2 separate regions of the Homo sapiens genome follow, and region 1 is linked to region 2. Evidence: chromatin loops called from intact Hi-C (ENCODE). Cell type or tissue: PC-9. All regions are shown on one strand. Links, peaks and the distances in the headings refer to the core of each region. The heading gives the core; the rest is flanking DNA.

Region 1 (11,171 bases), core at 195-8,194, 250 kb before region 2:
GGAATGCTATGCTAAGGGTTTTACTCAGAAGGCAGGGAGGCACCACTTGAAATTTCTCCCCCGGAGATGACATGAGCAGAGAGCCACACAGAAGCCGCTGACCGTGGCTGACCAGGCCAACAGCCCTGCCCCTGGCCACCTTTCTCCAGGCTTCCCCACCCTCCCTCTGTGTGCCAGCCACCATGGCCAGCTTCTAGTGCCCTCACTATGCTGCTTCTTGCCTCAAGGTCTCTCTTTTATCTGGAACATTGTCTTCTATACTTTCTCTATCTTAATTCCTGTTCAAACTCCTGAGTACAATTCAAATCTCACTTCCCAGCCCAGGTTTAGTACCCATGTGATATCCACTCCCACAGTAACCTACAATGGTGTATCAGTTAACTGTCAACTTCCTGATTCCTTCACCAGGAAGTAAGCTCCACTGATGCATCTCTATGACCTAGCAGAGTGCCTTGCACATAAGAGCAACCAGCGAATGTTTTCTGAATAAATGAATGATGAATTTGGTGGTGTGGAAAATGGGCTAGGCAGGAAATCTGGTAGTGGGAAGAAAAGTTCTGAAAGACAGCACTTTGGAAATGAACTGAGGATACTCCTGCCAATTTTCATCTACCTAGATCCCATATCTCCTTCTGACCACCTCCACGACGCCCTCCTTGGCCACCCAGCCCAGAGTTTTCCCTGCCCCCCTCCATATGACATTAATCGAAGTTCCTTATTTGCTGCTGCTGTGACAGCTCCCGCTTGTTATCACAGGTAACATCTTCATGTATCTTGACTCCCCAAATATTACAGTTTGCTCGCTAAACTGTAATATTCGCAGTTATCTTTATATCCACACCATTCACCAACAGTGCCTAGCAAAGGGCTAAAAACATAGTAGGCACTGGAATACTTGCTACAGATGTCTGTAAAGACAATAAGCTAGTCACTTAAAGAGTGCCATACACAGTCAAATTACTGTACCTTTGGATGCTCAAAAACAAAAGCTGAACTACTAGTTCCATAATATCCATTTCTAGGAACTCTTAATACTGCATTATCCAAATGGATGGTAAGAAATTACTCTACTTTCATCTTGCCAGTTTTGTCACAGTAGCTAAGAGAGCAGAAATAATTATTTTAAGACACTTTCAAAAGCAAGCGGAGTAGTTAAAAATAATACCTAAGGCTGATTCAGAATTTAAATGTAAACATTTTACTCAAAATGAAAAAAAAATAAGTTTAATGAGCATACACACTTACTAGTTGATCCAGATATTCTTTGATTCTTGGCAAATAGGTGAGAGAACTAATAGCAACCAGGCAACTGAGGACGAAGTCAAAAAGTCGGTAACAGAAGAATGGAATCAGCCAACCCACTTGATACTGGAGAAAAAATAACAACCATAACATTGTATCACATATAGGAAATTACTAAGCTCCCCTAAGGTCAAACTCTAAAAGATGAAAATACAGTATACTTACAGAAATTGCTCCATAAACCAGCATTGAACTGATTATAAACATAAGAACAGAGACGGCAAAAAGAACACAGGCATTATCTAAGAAAACAAAAACAAAAATCTAATTAAGCTACTTACACAACAAAAAGAACAAAACTTCACTTAAAGCTAGCTTTAAAATATTAAATTTAAATATTTTCAAAATTGGCTATAAAAAGATCTAAGGCCAAGAGGGTAAAAAAAAAAAAAAAAAATCAAAGTCTCAGCATGAAGTAAGGAACCTTGAGACATTCACACAAAGCACTTATTTGTTAAATCGCTCCAACGACTCACTGACATGGGTGTAGGATGGCACATGAACCACATTCTCTGCTAGAGAAACAGGTCCCTGTGCCCTTATGAGCCCAGGAATCTGAAGATGTGCAAACAGATCATTATAATCCAATGTGTCAAGTGCTACAACAGAGGCAGAAACAATTTGCTTTGCCTGAAGCATCAGGAAAAAATATGAAGAAATGACACAAGATGGGTCTTATGAGTAGGGTTTAGCTGGAAGGAATGGCTGGCAATTGCTTAAAAGACAAGTGTATTAAACTCAGAATGCTACATACATTACCCTTTGCTCTAGATAAATATAACCTGAAATTCAAATTTCGCCATTAACCTCACTTCCCCACCCAACCTCCCAAACACCAAAATTCATTGCTTCCTGCACCCTGGTATCTATGTTAACACACACTACTTTCTTCTTCGTTTCTCAACTCTTCCTCAGGTTGTTCCAACTCTCCATTAATCCATGTTCACTAATTTTTTCACAAAACAGCCAAGTAATCTCAAGCAATTCTAAACCGTGCCTGACTTACTGAATTTCTTAGCACAAATCTGTAGTTGATTCTGTGACTCTGGACAGTTTTTTCTTTCTTTTCCTGAGACAGAGTCTTGCTCTGTCGCCCAGGCTAGAGTGCAGTGGCGCGATCTCGGCTCACTGCAACCTCAACCTCCCAGGTTCATGTGATTCTCTTGCCTCAGCCTCCCAAGTAGCTGGAATTATAGGCAAGCACCACCACATCCAGCTAATTTCTGTATTTCTAGTAGAGACGAGGTTTCACCATGTTGGCCAGGCTGGTCTAAACTCCCAACATCAGGTGATCCGTCTGGGCAGAGATTAAGAAACTGGGGGGGATGGGCACGGCAACCCACACCTGTAATCTCAGTACTCTGAGAGACTAAGGTGGGAAAATTACTTGAGGCCAGGAGTTCAAGACCAACCTGGGCAATATAGCAAGACCCTGTATGCACAAAAGATGTTTTAAAAATGAAAAAAGAAAAAAAATACTGAGGGCACTAATAATGATGAATGACTAGAACAACTGCTGAATATTCCCTATTGGGTAAATGTATATACAACTTTTTTTTTTTCTTTGAGACAATCTCACTGTCACCCAGGCTGGAGTGCAGTGGCACAATCTCAGCTCACTGCAACCTCTGCCTCCCAGGTTCATGAGATTCTTTTGCCTCAGCCTCCAGAGTAGCTAGGATTGCAGGCCTGCGCCACCAAGCCCAGCTAATTTTTGTATTTTTAATAGAGACAGGATTTCACCATGTTAGCCAGGCTAGTCTCAAACTCCTGACCTCAAGTGATTCACCTGCCTCGGCCTCCCAAAGTGATGGGATTACAGGCATGAGCCACCATGCACAGCATGTATATATAATTTATCACTGGGCAGTAAAACCTCATCAATATTTGGCACTAAACTAGGAATAGTCCTCTTTACTTTTTTCTTAGAGGATACAGGATTGATAAATGTTAAGAATTTAAAGGACTTCCCTGCTACAACATGCAAACTTCCACTTAGAAGAATTCAGGTAAAAACAAAATATGAAATTAAACAGGTATTATCAAACTTGAAAGCAAAATTTGTAATTCAAATAATCGGCTTTCAAGAGTCTGCTATGGGCTGGGCACAGTGGCTCATGCCTGTAATCTCAGCACTTTGGGAGGCTGAAGTGGGAGGGTCCCTTGAAGCCGGGAGCTCAAGACCAGCCTGGTAAAGACAGGGAGACCCGATCTCCACAAAAATTTAGCTACTCAGGCAGCTGAGGTGGGAGGATCACTTGAGCTCAGGAATTCTGGGTTACAGTGAGCTATTACTGTACCACTGCACTCCAGTTGGGACAACAAAGTAAGACCTTTTCTCTAAAAAACTTTTTTTAAACAAATAAATAATATAAATGTGATTTTAAAAATGAAGGGCGCTGGCTGGGCGCTGTGGCACGCCTGTAATCCCAGCACTTTGGGAGGCTGAGGCGGGTGGATCACCTAAGGTCGGGAGTTCGAGACCAACCTGACCAACATGGAGTAACTCTAAAAATACAAAAAATTAGCCGGGTGTGGTGGTGTGTGCCTGTAATCCCAGCTACTCAGGAGGCTGAGGCAGGAGAATCGCTTGAACCCAGGAGGCAGAGGTTGCCCTGAGCCGAGATCGCACCACTGCACTCCAGCCTGGGCAACAAGCGCAAAACTCTGTCTCAAAAAAAAAGAAAGGCATTTATCCCATTCATAAGGGTAGAGCCCTCATGGCCTAATCACCACCCAAGGGTCCTACCTCTTAATATCATCACCTTGGAGGTTAAGCTCCAGCATGTGAATTTTGGAGGGACACATATATTGTAACCATAGCAACTTCTCCTTTCTACTAGTAGCTACATTAAAAAAAAAGTCTTATGAAGCCTGCATGCTTATTTTGATTTCAAGGTACATTTTACACATTTCTCAAAAACTTAATAGTCCATTACATTTTCTGGCTAGAAATGCTCTATTGTAATCCTCACTGAATCTCTCTGAAAAACCCATCAAAATACTTTCCTGCCTCAGCAAGAATGACTTAAATATAATTTAACTTGTTACCCTTATTATGTAACCATTTTAACTTTCTGAAATGTAACTTAAGCATAATCTAATCAATCCCCTAAATAACCAGTGTGTGTGGAGACAGACAGACATGGGCCAACAACATTTTGGTCAACAATGGACTGCATATATCATGAGGGTTCCATAACACTGTAATAGTGTATTTACAGTATTACTATATTTTTCCATCTTTAGATACACACCTATTTGCCACTGTATGATAACTGCCTACAGTATTCGGTACAGTAACCTGCTGTACAGGTTTTAGCCTAGGAGTCTCTACCACATCGCCTAGGTGTATAGTAGGCTACGCTATCTAGGTTTGTGTAAGTACACCCTATGATGTTCACACAACAATATCACCCAGTGACATTTCTCAGAATGTGTCCCCATCATTAAACAACACAGGACTGTATATAAAAATTAGCAGGGGAGATTTTTTTGTTTTTCTATTAAACACATACCAGCCATTCTCTCAGACGAATAGTAATTACCGATGACTTCATACTGAATGTTGACAGCTGGCATGGAGTTTGGATGAGTCACTTCCACAGTCAGCAAAATTGCCATCAATAGGTTTACTACCTGGAAAAGATAACATTCTATCAGTTACATTAATTACCATCACGACGCAATCTTAGCACAATCTCTAGATGTCCTCTCATATTTAAGATTGTCTTACTTGAAGTAACAAAGATATAAAATAGTGGGAGACTACCTGTGAGATAAAACAATACGCAATTACCACTATGAGAATAATTTAAAAATAAATATTTTATAAAGTATAAGTAATATTAACCATTTGAGAGATAAGATGCTTAACCAATACACCAGAAAAAAATTAAAACTAAAGAATCATTACAAATGGTTCATGTTCGAAGCTACCTATTTATTCATATACCAATCTCAGAATTTCTGGATTTGAAGAAGTTACTGTTCATCTGTTATATTTATTCATCAGATGCCCGAAACCCCTCCACAGCATCTCTCATCAGGTGACAGAGAACTCACTATTTCCTCTAGAGCTAGACTCAAATGCTTAAGAGACTTACCAAGATACTGAAAGTCACTTATCTACTAGTCTTACTTTTGTGTGTGTGTGTGTATGTGTATGTGTGCGTGTGTGTGATATGGAGTCTCACTCTATTGCCCAGGGTGGAGTGCAGTGGTGCAATCTCAGCTCACTGAAGCCTCCCCTTCCTAGGCTCATGTGATCCTCCCACCTCAGCCACCTGGTAGCTGGGATTACAGGTGCCCACGACCATACGCGGGTGATTTTTGTATTTTTAGTAGAGACGGGGTTTCACTATGTTGGCCAGGCTGGTCTCTAATTCCTGACCTCAAGTGATACACCCAGCCCTAGCCTCCCAAAGTGTTGGTATTACAGGCGTGAGCCACCACGCCCGGCCTTAAATCTACCTTTTGAGATAATGTGCTCTCCCTTCTAAATAAGTGCTCCAATACCTGAAAACAGCCTCCAAATACTGTGTTCTCTAGAATAGACATGCAGATCTTTAAGCCATTCCTCTGACTAGCATGTTTCCTAGCTACCTATTTCCCTTTTGTCTTCCTCTTTACACATGCTCCAGTTTGATGGACATATATTAAAATGAGGTAAAGTCACCCTGGTCAGAACATAATGGGATCTCAGTTCTCATATTCTGGCTAACGAATTTCAATTAATGCAACCTGAAGTTGTACTGAGGTTTTTTGTTTTTGTTAGAAACAAGGTCTCACCATATTGCCTAGGCTGGTCTTGAACTCTTGGCCTCAAGTGATCCTCCTGCTTTAGCCTCCCAACATGCTGTGATTACAGGCATGAGCCACCGCACCCAGCCTGCATTGGCTTTACAAATTTTCTGAATATCACATGAGAGTAACTCCCTAAAACACCAAGTTCTTTTTCACACTTGATTGTGCTAAGCTCCCACCTGTACAGTTGGATTCAGAGGCCCAAGCATAGGCCTTAATATACCTGTAATTGAGTTTCATCTTATTACATTCTTGCCTATGAAGATTTTCTGGATGTGGATTCTGACACACTACAGATTTACTGTCTCAACTTCCTGAATTTAGGATCAGCATGTAATCAGTATTTCCATCTAAGTTACTAACAAAAGAGAACAGAGGTGAGGACAAAGCTGCCAGAGGCTGCCCCTTCCCATTAACTAGCAACTTCTGAATAAAATTGTTTAGCTCTTTAGAGGAACAGCCTGCTGAAATCCCATTATAATATCTGAATTTTCCTAGTCTCCCAGGGTTGTAAATCCATTTTAAAAGGAAATGAGTTGTGCCTGTAGTTGTTGGCCAATCCCTGTGGTATCCCAGGAGGCTTCACTGCATTTAAGTACTCAGAAAGAGTATTGTTAACGACTCAAGACAGAAATCTCACGTAGGATTGGAGTTAGGCTTCCTTATCTAGCATAGTAAAGTTCACAGAATTTGCCCTCCTTCCCTTTGTGAAAATGTGAACATCTGGAATTTTCAAGGGTTAAGTTCCTATCAGTAGTATTTTAATTTATTTAGTTTTTGAGATGGAGTCTCGCTCTGTCGCCCAGGCTGGAGTGCAGTAGCGCAATCTCGGCTCACTGCAGCCTCCACCTCCTGGGTTCAAGCGATTCTCCTGCCTCAGTCCCCGGGGTAGCTGGGACTTTTTTTTTTTTTGAGACCAAGCCTTGCTCTGTCACCCAAGCTGGAGTGCAGTGGCGCAATCTCAGCTCACTGCAGCTTCCACCTCTTGGGTTCAAGCAATTCTCACACCTCAGCCTCCCAAGTAGCTGGGACCTTTTTTTTTTTTTTTTTTTTTGAGACCAAGCCTCGCTCTGTCACCCAGGCTGGAGTGCAGTGGCACGATCTCGGCTTACTGCAGCTTCCACCTCTTGGGTTCAGGCCATTCTCACACCTCAGCCTCCCGAGTAGCTGGGACTACAGGCGTGCACCATTCAAGCCTGGCTAATTTTTGTATTTTTAGTAGAGGTGGGGTTTCGCCACGTTGGCCAGGCTGGTCTCAAACTCCTGACCTCAAGTGATCCACCAGCCTTGGCCTCCCAAAGTGCTGGGATTACAGGTGTGAGCCACTGTGTCGGCCAGCTATCGATAGTATTTTAAACAAACTATTATATACTTCTCTCCTGTTTCACCTTGAATGATAAACACACAGGAAATGCATTTTCCTTTTATCAGCTGAAGTCATTTCACTAACATCCGCTAGATAAGCAGATCAAGTTTTATTTTAGGGTAGGTGATCTAAACAATGCCACAATATGAAATTTGGAATCAACCAATATTTATTGAGGATATGCTTTATGACATGTGTATTTACGTGTATTACTTCACTTATTCCTCACAACAACCCGTGAAGTAAGTATTACCAAAGCCTATGTGTAGATGGGGAAACTTAAGATTCAGTAAAGCTATATAACTTGTGTTAAGCTTGCTGAGCTGACAGATGGGAGAATCAGGACACAAGTCTGGTTTTTAAGACATCCTCCTTCTCAGCACTACGTGATTATTAATAAACATTCCCCAGTAACTCCTATTTTAAGGTCTTTCCCAAAGAAACCATTATCTAAGGCTATAAAATGTTTAGACTTTACTGTCTATGTTCAGCAGCAAGCCTCTTTCCTTGCATTGTTCAGAGGCAAGGCATGATATCTTTCAATTCTTGAGAGGACTTACCAGGAACAATCACTTTTGCAAGGTGGCTCTCCCCAGTTGAAAGCTGATTTTTTTTGTTGCCCACATTTGCTGCAATGGGTTTTGGCCAGCGTGTGTGGTGTATGAGTATGAGCTAATACAACTAGGTGAATTAATTACTGAACTATCAGATATATCTACTAAAACGTTATATGTTCTGTGTATGGAAATCAGTTTGAAATCAATTAGGCAAACTCTTCTTTGCTAAACACAGCATAGTCACAGTGAAAAAGCTCTCTGCGGTACAGAAATTCCTTTGTCAAGAAAAGCATGCAAACCCAATTACTAAATGAAGGGAATGACATGCCAAAAACATTTAGGAGTTCTATTTTCCCTTCTTAAATATTTTTATTACATGAAGGATTTCTAAAAATCTCACACCTATAGTCCCAGCTACTTGGGAGGCTGAGGTGGGAAGGATCGCCTGAGCTCTGGAGACCAGCCTAGGCAACAATACTAAGTCTGTCTCTTAAAAAACAAAAGAACTCTTCACTTTTCTTCTCTTCCATGGATAAGTCACACGCTCATCCACTATTATCTTCTTTTAGTACTAGAGACACTTCAAGTTTAATTTCACTGTGGGTCATACCACTAAATATTAAACAAAATAAATCGTAGGGCCAATCAGAAGGACCAAGAAACAGTGAAATAAATTTCAATGCTACTTCATTAAAAGCTTTTTCCAAATCTTCTTTGAGTTAATTATATTCCATTAGATCACATCATTTCATTAGAACCCCAACTTACATCTTAAAGTATTACACTGGAAAACCCATCCTTGTGACTTAAAAAAATTTTTTTTGTAGAGATGGAGTCTCACTATGTTGTCCAGTCTGGTCTTGAACTCCTGGCCTCAAGTGATCCTACTGCATTGGCCTCCTAAAGTGCTAGGATGACAGGCACGAGCCACCGCTCCTGGCATCCTTTGATCTTAAAGATATTCACCAACGAACGCCTACCTTGTGCTCACATGTAAGCCCTGGCAACTTATCTCTGATTAAAGTTGATATTTCTAAATTACATGTTTAGCTTTTCAAAAAATACATAAAATTAACTGTAATCTTACAATACAAAATTTCTCTGAAAATATCCAACTATGTACTAACTATTACAAATATTTATTCCTGATTCACTTTTTCCTTTCACTGTATTCAGGAAAGAAAGTTAATAAAAATGTAATTTAAAAAGAATGATTAAGCTGGGGACAGTGGTGTGTGCCTGTAGTCCCAGCTGGTCAGGTGCCTGAGGTGGGAGGATTGTTTGAGCCCAGTTCAAGGCTGCAGTGTGCTATAATCATGCCATTGCACACCAGCACAGGCAACATAGCAAGACCCCATCTCTTTAAAAAAAAAAAAAAAAGATTAAATTATTAACTTCTAAACTTGGCAATATGGAGAGGTATAGAATGCAGCAATATTTTAGCAGCATGGGCTGCGGATTCACCACTCAATGTGTTAACAGTACTGTAAATTTAATCAGTCAAATCAGGTGGTGTGCATTGTTTTTGAAAGCTTCTACATCTTATGTAAGTGTGTACAATAAGAAATCTGTTAGATTTGACTTGTTACAAAATAACTGTATCAGATCCATGGAAGCACAGGGCCTGAAGAGAGGAATTCTTTGTTTTCTTCTTTCACTGCCACACCTATTCCAGAAGATTCTCTGGAGACTTTAAAAAAAAAATCATTTTTCAGTTTTCCCACAGTAATTTGCCCAGAGCCAGTATCTACTGAGATAATAATTAAAACAGTGTGTCTGGTTTAAGGAGGCATCCAGATAAGGGCTTCCCATGCAGAGAAAGCACCCACAGGAGGGTCAATCTACAGAACTAAGCAAAGCCTGTTATCTGATAAAGATCAAAATTGACTATCTTTAAAACGTTTTTTAGCCATAAAAAAGGATTAGTTCATGTCCTTTGCAGGGACATGGATGAAGCTGGAAACCATCATTCTCAGCAAACTATTACAAGGACAGAAAACCAAACACCGCATGTTCTCACTCATAGGTGGGAACTGAACAATGAGAACACTTGGACACAGGGTGGGGAACATCACACACCTACACCAGGGCCTGTCAGCGGGTGGCGGGCTGGGGGAGGGATAGCATTAGGAGAAATAACTAATGTAAATGATGAGTTGATGGGTGCAGCAAACCAACATGGCACATGTATACCTATGCAACAAACCTGCACGCTGTGGACATGTACCCTAGAACTTACAGTATAATTTAAAAAAAAAAAGTTTTTTGTTGTTGTTTACTGTTACATGCAGATACAACTGAGTATTCACAATATTTTTTGGAGGAGACATTCATTCAACAAATGTGTAATGAACACCTCAAATGTTTTAATTAATAAGTTAGCCATCACACACATTTTATTTTGAGACAGGGTCTCATTCTGTCACCCAGGATGGAGAGTAGTTACTGCGATCTAGGCTCACTGCAACCTCTGCCTCCCCGGCTCAAGTGATCCTCCCACTTCAGCCTCCCCTGTAGCTGGGACTACAGGCATGCACCACCACACCATGCCCCGCTAATATATATATGTATGTATGTGTGTGTGTATATATATTTTTATATGTTTTATATATATTTATATATTATATATCTATATATAAATATATATTATATAAATATATATATAATATAATATATAAATATATATATAATATAATATATATTTTTTTTTGGTAGAGAGGGGGTTTCGTCATGTTGCTCAGGCTGGTCTCGAACTCCTGGGCAATCCACCTGCCTTGGCCTCCCAAAATGCTGGGATTACAGGCGTGAGCCACTGCCCTTATAAAGACATCACCCTCTTCCCTCCAGGAGAACATCTTGCTGTAGAGAGAAAAATAAGAGAAAAGGACAATCCTACCAATGTGTACTGAGTACTATTTAATAAGTACATACAAGAAGGATCCAGAAACTTTTGCAGGTGCACCGTGAGAAAAACAGATCCCCCTGGCTAGGAAGTAAAGAAAGCTTGGCTGGGCATGGTAGCTCACGCCTGTAATCCCAGCACTTTGGGAGGCCAAGGCAGGCAGATCATGAGGTCAGGAGATCGAGACAATCCCGGCCAACACGGTGAAACCCCGTCTCTACTAAAATACAAAAAATTA
Region 2 (11,171 bases), core at 1,250-9,249:
CATCATAATTTATCTAGTCAACATTTTCTAATTTACTAACATGAGATTGTTCCTAATAGCTAATGATTACTTTTCCTGTTATTGGTTATTTATGCCTTCTCTGTTTTGATGAGTCTCTGAGGTTATCAACTTTATTGTCTTTTCAAAGAGGTGGTCAACTTCATTGTCTTCAAAGTAATTTCCGGGATAATTATTTTGTTTATTACTTTTCATTCATATCAGCTCCTATTTTTATTATTTGCTTCCTTCTACATTCTTTGGTTTTATTCTCTCTCTTTTTTTTAGAGTTTCTGGATAAATGCTTAACTCATTCATTTCCAGCCTAATTTTCTAATGTAATCATTAAAACCTATATATTCTCTATGCTATGTTTTTGTTCTAATCCACAAGTTTAAATATGCAGCATTTTCACTGTAATTCTGTTCAAAAGTTGCTAATTTCCATTCTTTTTGTCTATGGCCATACAACCCTGATCGTGCCTGATCTCATCTGAATTATCTTTTTGCTACTGAGAAAGTCTGTGACTGGTTAGATGAATGTATGAAGAGTGGGAAAAGGAAAAAAAAACGACGTAGGGAAGAATGAAGACAAGACATGGGGAATTGAAAAACAAAAACAAAAAAACATGGTCCTCGTACTCAAGAATTATGCAATCTAGCACAGGAGGAAACACACCCCTTCTTAATTCTAAAATGCCATTTACTTTAACATATGACATAGATCTAACAACTTCCCTTCAGAGAAACAAAACTCTCTAAGACATTTCCCATCTACGACCACATTAAAATAAGAGTTGTAGAATGGTGAAAATAAACCACAAATAGCTAAATGAAATGCAAGGCACACAGAAGTACTAAAAGAAGATGCAAGTAATATACCAAAGAGAGCAGACAAGGGAGTAATTATCAATGAATGAGCACTGGGAAAGATTGAGGAAAGCTTCATGAAAGGGACCATATTAAAAGATGAGAAGGATAGTTAATCACAAAATGTTTATGGGCTGAAATTTTAAAAAGCAAGAACTATATACACCAATTTTGTTTAAAATTTATAAAGGGGTATTTTAAGCTAGAAAAAAAAAGAACATGAGCTAGGACTAGAGGCATAGAAGTGCATGGTATGTTTGGGTAACAGTATATGGTCTAGTGCATTAAAGCACAGGACTATGAAGGAAGTTGAGAGATTTGGTAGGCCCATAATCTCAGCACTTTGGGAGGCCAAGGCAGGAAAATTGCTTGAGGCCAGGAGTTCAAGACCAGTCTCGCAACACAGACACTGTCTCCATAAAAATAAAAATGACCATGAGACAGAATGGTAGAGAATTGGCAAGTTATTGGATGTGGAGGCACAGAAGAAAACCAATAGTTAAAGGTAACTTTGAAGTTGCAGCCAAGAGTTTCTAGTTCTAGAGAAAGTAAAGTGAAACAAGGTAAACAGTAGACAGGAAAATTTGGAAATGTGAGTTCATTTTCTGACATTTTCAATTTGAGGAGTGCCTGCAACATAAAAGTAGAAATGTCTGGTATAAGGACAGACATGTATTAGGTGTTCAGAAAAGAATCCAAGATGCAGATGTAAATTCACAGGGATAATAGTTGAAAGGATTAATGCAAATATACTCTCCTGAGGAATAAGTCTAAAGTATCTCCACTTTTCCTATCTGAAACGAAAATTCAAAAAGGAAAATAACTTGGGCACGGTTAAACAATAGCTATGTGGTGGAAATACAGCAAATCTGACTCTGAAGAAGGCAGCCATTAAGCCAGACTGTCTTTTATATTTAAGGATATACATAGAGGAAGCAGAGACTGATAAAAAAGCAATGAGAGGTGAAAAGGCTATGAGTGAAATACCACTCCGCAGAAAAGAGTTACAAAGAGTTGGACACAGTCAACAGGGTGAACTGCAACAAACTGAGCATAAAAAAAGATACAGAGGAAATTATACTTTGTAACTGTCACTAAGTTATATTAGAGATACTGCAAAGGAATTATAGAGGCAGAATTTAAAAGTTATGGGATAGAGTATAAATTTTGACAAATAGTCCATGAGGGAAGCAGAGCAGAGATAAAGCTTTTTAGGATGAACAGGCAGAATAGCACAGTGGGGTTGAAAGGAAGGATTGGGAGAGGGAAAGACTAAAGATTCAAGACGGAAAAACAATAGCACACAGGATATAAAGCAGAAGAGTTAAGAATAGAACAGTAACTAGGGATCTGATAAAGTACTGAAGAAAGCTAGAAAGAAGAGCTAAAGTATGAGGCCTGAAGGAACATCGATTTTCTCAAGTGAGCCCTTTTTAGTATACACATTAGCTTTATAACTATGTAACTATTTGGATATGGAAAATGAGAATTATTTCATCATCATAGTCTGGGCACAATGAAGTAAAGAAGGCATCAAAGAAAGTTTTAGTGTGAGGGGATCATGTGAACAGCCCAAAAGTCACTGAAACATACAAATACAAATCCTAGTAAGGCCCTTCTTATGAGAGTGGTTTTTTCGTTTGTATTTCTAAAAAGGCTAAAAAGTTGTGGCTCAAAAGATTAAGTAATCCACTTTAAGACATGTTGTGTGGCTGGGCGTGGTGGCTCACATCTGTAATCCCAGCACTTTGGGAGGCCAAGGTGGGTGGATCATGAGGTCAGGAGTTCAAGACCAGCCGGCCAATATGGTGAAGCCCCGTCTCTACTAAAAATACAAAAGAAAAAAAAAAGTTGGGTGTGGTGGCACGTGCCTAAGAAATGAGTAATAGGGCCAGCATCAAGAGCCTAGGAGGATCAATGAGTTACAGGACACAGCAAACACATGCAGGCCAGAGGCACTCTTCTTAATTCCAGGTTCCACAGAGAAACTAGTTAAGCAGGAAAAATTGTTGTACTCCATAACTCCTCTCTCCGTTCTACATATAGCTAAAACCTAAGAAGAACCCAAAATAGTCTCAGTGGCCCTCAAAAACTCCCAGCTCACTTTTCAGCCCAACGTCCATGTGCCTAAAACAACTTCAGCTTCACAGTCCATTTCTCAAAAGTCTGCTTTTGCCAAGGTCTCTAATCCACAATGACTCCATGACAGTAGAGTCCAGGAAGCAAAAATATATGGCTGGGGTATAAAAAATAAAATAATGAGAATGCCACCCACTCTACTATCATTTCTACTTCAGGGACAGCAGGATGAAAATCTCTTTATCCCGTGAACCAGACAAGATGATAAATTCAGATCTTAAAATTCCAGAGAGAAAGAATAAATGTAATTGAAATAGAAATCCTTCAAACAACAAACCAAAGTATTTACAAGTACTTAATATATAAAAGAAACTCTCAATCATGCAAGTCATTATTTTTTCCAATACACTGAACACATTTCCTAAATGATCTGAATAGAAAAGTAAACTGCATTATGATTAAATGGAAATTGGAACTCAAATATCATTAGTAAGTAACCCATATACGGACAACCACTGATATACCAAAAGTGAAAAAAAGCATACTTAAATCTCCAAAAGAGAATGGCAAGTTATGCCTTATCTACTGATATTCAAATATAGCTTTAAAGTTTAAAAACAAATGCTGCATTTTTTTTACTTAGAAAACAACCGTTCTTCCTCCATTATTATTAGTGATCATTTCACAAAAAAGTACTTTGTTGCCCTTTCCCAAAAGTTGTACAGTAGCAATGGGTAGAAATTTTATACTGTAATTTTTTATACTAGGCTTTCAAAGACACATTATCGACACTGTTGCTATTAAGTTATAAATAATAGTTTTAAACGCTATAAATGGGCTAAACAAGATTAAACAGGGTTCAAAGTAAGAAACATTAGCGGCAAACTTCTGCTATTAACTAAAAGATTATTCTTATAAAGCAGGAGTGGCAAATAGATTGTCTTGCATACCAACTCTCAATAACTGTTTTACTTCTTGAAGCAATATATTAAAAATTCTGGGTTAGGATTAGATAGATGCTATAAAAAAATGGCTGTGTTGAGAATTCTGATACATATTTACCATTCCTGTCGTTGAGTCTCAATTTACCATTCCTGTCGTTGAGTCTCACAATCAATACTGATTTCAATTATTAGCATCTGAGTTCTAAATATTTTGTTACAAGGTAGGCAAGATTTTAAATACAGTTTGATTTTTTTCACTCTTCAGTGTGAGTACCTACACTTAACATCTGAAATCTATTCAAATTTCCACAAATGACCAATTGTATACCTGGCATGCCAGTAGCAAGACCCTGACCAAAAGCCAATGTTGGATTTGCTGCTGCAGCTGCCGCAAGTGATTCTGCTTGCTGCCCTTGCTGACCCTGATTGGGAGTAAGAGGACGCTGACCTGCTCCAGCACGGAGAACCTACAAAGGTAAAATGATTTTCTTAAAATCAATATAAAATAATAGATAAGTAAATTTATCTTGGACAACTGTGTATTTATTACAAACAGCCTTTGGATATTTTTTAAACATTTACATGCAAGGAAATGTAGATTTAGCATGAAAAATCACAAAATACATTAACATCAAAAACACAATCACTAGCTCTTAACAGCTAGAACAATCTATAAAGCAACATGGAGGTTACAGAAAATCTTTGGTTAAAAACTATTTCTAATATCTGTGCTCTTTAACAAAGTAGTTTAAAAAATAATAATAATAATAATGAGCTTTTATTATTCTCAACAACAGAGAAGACTCCAGCCTGACATCTGCTGGAACTGAGTCCACACTGTGGAAGGCACAAGCTGTGGCAGGGCCTGGAAGACATGCCTTAGAGATTCCCTCAGTCCTGCCACCTTGTGGAAGACATTTCAAAAGAATGAATGGTAAACTCATGTGACCAGCAGGGAGGACAACATCGAAGAAACTTTCCTGCCTAAAGTCAGCCTCTGTCCAGAGCTAGTACATGGAAGGAGATACTTCTCCTGGGGTCACATCTTCACTGGAAGGCAGGTGGGAGCTCACTGCTGTGACCCACATATCCTCCTCGCTCGGCGTCTCTATTCTGGTACTTTATCCGACCGACTGCATATTCCTCTGTTCCTTGGCTACAGTGTTTAATTCTTGAGAAGAGAATGTTGAACAAGTCAAGTCCTCGTCACCCTTAGTCAGAACTCTCATTTGACTTGGAAGATTTGTACTTCCATTTTTTCTTCTTTTTCTTTTCTTTCTTCCTTTTCTTTCCTCTTCTTTTTCTTGTGTTTCTCTTTACTTCAGAGGAACTGGAGCTGCTCCCATCTTCATCCAAGATAGAATCCTCCAATAACTGTTTTAACTGCTGTATCCTTACATCCTTTTCATGTCTTTTATTGCCTCACATGCTGCCATATATGGGATCTTCATGTGCTACTCTGAACTGCTCTTTCAGTTACCTTTGATAAAGAAAGGGCATTGTTTGTCGCCCATTTGGTGACCATACCGTTTGCAACGCCAACCCAAGCATCCTTTAATCTTGTTGCTTTAGGAATGAATTTTCCATCACCAAGAAATTATGAAGCAATCCAATGAAAAGTAAGTGCTTAACTTTGACTTCTTTCTCCAGTGGCATCCAAAGTCCTTTAGTTGGTGTGTGAGCCAGAAATTCCCTGGCATGTTCATTGCCTGGTACATCTGGTATGCAGTCTTCTGGCTTAGTGTCATCTTCCTTGATAAGCCCAGGAGGAGGTTTTTTCATAAAAGGACTCCAGGTGCATGAGCTGCATCATGCTGCTTTTGCTCCCGGCGCCACTGCCCTGCAACTTGCCCGGGAGGTGGCCAAAATCCTGGCCTCCGCTACTTGATCCCCGCCTCCCTGTGGCTGGCCCCACGTCAGTGCACGGAGCCCCAGAGCTTAGCGCCGTCAGGCCCATGGCTGACAGTTGGTAGTTTTTTTTTTTTTTTTCCCCAAAGATTTGTTTGGGAGTAGGAGGAATGGCAAAATCTTAAGACTTTAAAATTAGATTTTTTTCTGAGACGAAGTCTCGCTCTATCACACAGGCTGGAGTGCAATGGCATGATCTCAGCTCACTGCAACCTCTACCTCCTGGATTCAAGTGCTTCTCCCACCTCAGCCTCCCCAGTAGCTAGGACAACAGGCGCACGCCACCACGCTTGGCTAAGTTTTTGTATTTAGTAGAGACGGGGTTTCACCATTTTGGCCAGGCTGGTCTCTAACTCCTGACCTCAAGTGATCCACTGCACCCGGCCTAAAATTAGATTTTATTAAAATTATTTTCTAGGCTGGGCGCAGTGGCTCACACCTGTAATCCCAGCACTTTGGGAGGCCAAGGCAGGCGGATCACCTGAGGTCGGGAGTTCAAGACCAGCCTGACCAACATGGAGAAACCCTGTTCTCTATTAAAAATACAAAATTAGCCAGGCATGATGGCACGTGCCTGTCATCCCAGCTACTTGGGAGGCTGAGGCAAGAGAATTGCTGCCGGGAGGCAGAGGTTGTGGTGAGCTGAGATCACTCCATTGCACTCCAGTCTGGGCAACAAGAGCAAAACTCCATCTCAAAAAAAACAAAACAAAACAAAACAAAACAACACTAAGGCTGAAAAAGGAAATACGGAAAGATTCGGCAAATAAATTCGAATTTGTTACGAGACTGATGCAGACCAAACCAAGTTTTCAGGATTCAGAAGCCTTAATAAGAGTAAAAGCTGCTTTTAAACATATTTTTAAAAGAACACAGGATTATATATCAAAACAAGGTGAAAACTTAGTCTGGTCAAGGTTTACTATTCCGCAATACATAGCTGTTGTAGCAATCATACATAAGCATGATAAATTTAATCATTAATTTTAAACAACTCAGGACAAGTGGGAGTCGTAAGTCCTTCTCTGTAAGTAAGCATCAAACACAGGTGTGTATATTTTAAGCTAATGTGACATTACATTTGTCCAAACATACAGATTACAAAATAATTTATTAAACAATGAAGTGATATGATGTCAAAGGACTGAGCCAAAAACAGCTTCAACAGAGCATCTATGTAGAATCAAAATATATTACCCGAGAGCGGTGGCTCACGCCTATAATTCCGGCACTTTGAAAGGTCGAGGTGGGTGGATTACTTGAGGCCAGGAGTTCAAGACCAGCCTGGCCAACATGGTGAAACCCCGTCTCTAATAAAAATAGAAAAAATTAGCTGGGTGTGGTGGTGCACACCTGTAATCCCAGCTACTTGGAAGACTGAGGTATAAGAGTCACTTGAACCTGGGGTGGAAGTTGCAGTGAGCCAAGATCGTGCCACTACACTCCAGCCTAGGTGACAGAGTAAGACTGCTAAAAATAAAAATAAAATAAAATAAAAAATAAAATATATTAAAGGAAATTCAGAATAAAGTTTAACTGCCAAGTAAGCAATACCATGGTGCTTCTTCGGTATAAATACAATGAATGTGACAGTCAGAATTCTGTTATTTATTATAGTGTTTTTAGATTTATCAAGTTAGTTCTTTTGAAAAAGGCTCAAAATTTTAAAGATATAAACATCTTTCTTTTTCCAGAAATTAAAGCTAACCTTTAGTGAAAATATTTTATCATTTCTTGCTTAAAAATAAAAAATACCTACTAATCCCTTTTTACTGGTCAGAAACACATTAACATTTAAAATTGTAATTTAAATACCTGGAAAAATATGAAGGAATAATTATTTTGATAGGAACATTATTAACACACTAACATGAAGTGATGAAAAGAAATTTAGAAACTGCTAGAGATTTCAAGATCGCAAAATAACAGAAACACAGAAACTGAATATAACCAAATCTTTTAAATTCATATAATACTGATTAGGAAAAATAAAATCCCATGCATAAATACTTGCGTATCAACTGTATGCCAGGAGTCGTGTTACACAGTGAGGAAACGTAAGTCGAAAAACACAAATCTTAAACATTAGGAGCTCAAAGAATTTCAAAGAATACTTGGTATTACTTAATAGAAGGAAGGCCTACCTGTTGCTGTCCAGGCTGAGCTTGTGATGCTGCTTGCTGACTGGCTGTGTTATTTGCCGCAGCTGCAGCTTGCTGCTGAAATAAGTTGGCTGGATACACCCCCCATGGAACGCCGTAATACTGAGGTGGAACCACTGCTGGACCTAAACCCCACACCCGACCCCCGAATAAAAAGTTACTAGATTTTACATAGACATGAGGTTAGCTACCTATCATCAGATTATAAAAGGGGGCAGGAAGAAGACTTAGAGAAGAACATGTCTTTATAATAAAAGACAAAGTATTGATGGGTGACAGCAATGGTCTTAAAGGGAAAAGATGAGAATCCATCCTCAAGGAATCCAACCTCAAGGCTACCAATAAACTGATAGGACACTTAACCATCTATTCAACATTTAATGAATGCCAATTTTTGGGTCTGACACTATACAGATAATATATTCAGGGAACACAGATTCCATAAAACTAAGATTTTTTAAATGCTCATTCATCGTTTCTCTCAGAGAATTTTGACTACTGAGATGGATTACAAGATACTTTTAAAATATTTTACTTTCCAATCTATAACACAAAACTGGGGAACATTCTGGTACCAAGCATGCTACAATGGTATTTGAGTTGAAAACCTTAAATTTTAAAATATTTTTCATATTTCAGTCACGATTCTCACAGAACAACTGCAAATTATAAGAAAACAAATGAGACGTCAGCATTTATGTGGTTAGGAAAATGAAACTGAGTCAAGACAAGAAAGCACTAGATAATATAAGCAGAAAGAAAAATAGAAGGGAAACTAGGAAAATAAGAATAAATTGTTCCTGCTCTAGTCTACTTTATTCAAGATAATATTTGATTCCTAGAAAGTAAATAGTTTTATGCACAATAAGCTTCACCATTAAAGTAATGAATAAAATGTCATGATTCCTGACTTACATAACAAACATGTCCTAAAATGTTATCAGTGGAATTTTAGGACATCTTTATTTGTATTAATGTATTTTTAAAAGTCAAACTCTCGGTTTCACGTTGCATTCAAAGGGGAAAAAAGCCCAGTATATTTGACTGAATCACTAAAATAAAAAGCTTTTATTTCTACAGATAGCCAGGTAAGCTGAACCTGAAATGAGGACTATTAAAACACCGAATAGAGTTTACCAAAAAAAGGGTACATTGTAAAAATAAAACAATAAAAAGATACATTGTAAAAATAATAAAAAGGGTACACCGTAAAAATAAAACAATGAAAAGGATACATCGTAAAAATAAAATAAAAAGGACACATTGTAAAAATGAAAGGATATATTATAAAAAATATAAGTTTTGTAAACTCTATTCATAACATCTACCTAGAAACTCATCCAACCTAGCCAGGAGCCTGAATTTATTAACATGCTGAAATTATTATATTTTGGATATGTTGGGACAAATTAAAGAGTATTATTGAAATTAATTTTATTGCTTTTTACTTTTATATTGTGACTACTACAAAATCTTAAACTACATTTTCTGGCTCACATTGTATTTCTACTGGACAATGCTGGTCCTAGAAAACTTAAGTCCAAAATACATAGAATGCTTATACACAAACTAAATGACCTCTTCAAGTTACTTCTATCAGACCCACAGTTTAGTGGTTCTCTGTATTATACCAACACTTTACATAGTAACATCCAGTTAAATGGCACCAGAAAAGCTCACATCCTTATAGAATCACATCCAAGTCCACACCAAAAGCTAATGACAGCTTAGTTTCATTGTCGTAGCTAAGATATCAAATATAAATCTGAAATTTCTTCCCCGTTTTTTAAAACAAGATCTTGACTTTAAAAATCAGTCTTGGCCGGGCGCGGTGGCTCACGCCTGTAATCCCAGCACTTTGGGAGGCCGAGGCAGGCGGATCACAAGGTCAGGAGATGGAGACCATCCTGGCTAACACAGTGAAACCCCGTCTCTACGAAAAATACAAAAAATTAGCCAGGCGTGGTGGTGGGCGCCTGTAGTCCCAGCTACTCGGGAGGCTGAGGCAGGAGAATGGTGTGAACCCGGGAGGCGGAGCTTGCAGTGAGCCGAGATCGTGCCACTGCACTCCAGCCTGGGCAACAGAGCGAGACTCTGTCTCAAAAAAAAAAAAAAAGTCAGTCTCCTAGGAAAATACTGACTGTCAGAAGTGGGTTTCAAACTGATTAGTGACAATATTTCAGTCAAGATATCGCTCAAAGCCCCCCCAGCCCCCCCAAAAACAACAGGGACAGCCTCAAGTTTTGAAAGTCAGCCCATTAGCAGACTCATTCCAATAAACAAAATTCTAAGGCAGATATCAACCTATTCTTGCCTGTATAATCAATATAAACAATGCCTCAGACTAACTCATTTCTGTCTTTGTAGCCACCTCAACCTAAAACAAACTCTTCCCAAGAACCCCAACTAAGATCAGCAAATCGCTTTGTTCAAATAAGACTGTGCCTGATCAGCACACAACTTTTCCTTACTTACACAGACAATAAATACAGCTTTTTTGTTGTTGTTTTCATTTTTAGACAGTCTCACTCTGTCACCCAGGCCAGGCGCTTCGGCATCCCAAAGAGCTAGGATTACAGGTGTGAGCCACTGCACCTGGCCAGCTTTGGCTTTTATTTCAGATTCTGGGTGGTAGTCTCAGGCTGGGCAGTTTTTAGTACGTTCTTTCCAACTTGATCCAAACTTTTTGTCCCCCACCTTGTTTGTACATTTTAGCATTGCTCAAGAAATTTTAGATACATATTTTCTCAGAATTACTGTATCTGTTTATCTTACTCTATTCTACCCCTGACCTATGTATGCAGGCCACCTACCTCTATTTTATTTTCTGAGAAGTAATTTTACTTTGCATTGTCTCTGCGGGTAATGGGGTTTGTCATTAAAATGGAGATTCATGGTTGACTATATAGATTTCTAAAACTATAAAGCTGAAATGTAAGCCAATTACGTATACGAGGAAAAGTTATTGCTTAAGCTTTTCCCTGTAGCATTACAGTTGAAAAATAGTACTAACTTCCTGGAAACTTTAGTTCATTCTGGATAATGTTTCAGTTTTTCTTAGGAATTTCAAATTGCCCAAATAGAGAAAAATAAAGCTTACACCCAAAACTAAATACATTAAAAAGCAACCATAATAAAGATGAACAAATAGTATGTTACCTGCTAATGTAGCTGCTGCAGCCAATCCTGCTGCAGTATACGGATCGGTCCCT

Evidence for each region. A loop is a pair of places that touch in the nucleus more often than their neighbours do. Peaks named below come from ENCODE experiments on the same cell type or tissue, not always from the same donor. Only the 100,000 strongest peaks of a DNase experiment are listed, where the experiment ranks them.
Region 1: a loop joins it to region 2, with 3.0 times the contacts of the local background. A loop is called at or near these places in 1 of 110 quality-filtered maps.

The regions. Positions count from the first base shown.
Region 1 is chr2:20,036,071-20,047,241 of GRCh38, forward strand. LAPTM4A (lysosomal protein transmembrane 4 alpha) reads right to left here. Exons shown (of 7, transcript NM_014713.5): 2 at 4,821-4,941; 3 at 1,468-1,544; 4 at 1,246-1,368. Among named protein-coding and RNA genes, the nearest start is that of LAPTM4A, 10 kb to the right of the region's middle. In PC-9, for the core only: no CTCF peak of the experiment used is centred there; DNase peaks (open chromatin) are centred at 4,591 and 4,871; H3K27ac peaks cover 2,013 bases.
Region 2 is chr2:20,286,435-20,297,605 of GRCh38, forward strand. PUM2 (pumilio RNA binding family member 2) reads right to left here. Exons shown (of 21, transcript NM_015317.5): 8 at 11,119-11,171; 9 at 7,942-8,084; 10 at 4,218-4,356. It also overlaps the pseudogene LOC100421404. Among named protein-coding and RNA genes, the nearest start is that of PUM2, 59 kb to the right of the region's middle. In PC-9, for the core only: CTCF peaks have their summits at 4,776 (motif pointing left) and 4,980; DNase peaks (open chromatin) are centred at 2,787 and 4,777; H3K27ac peaks cover 3,604 bases.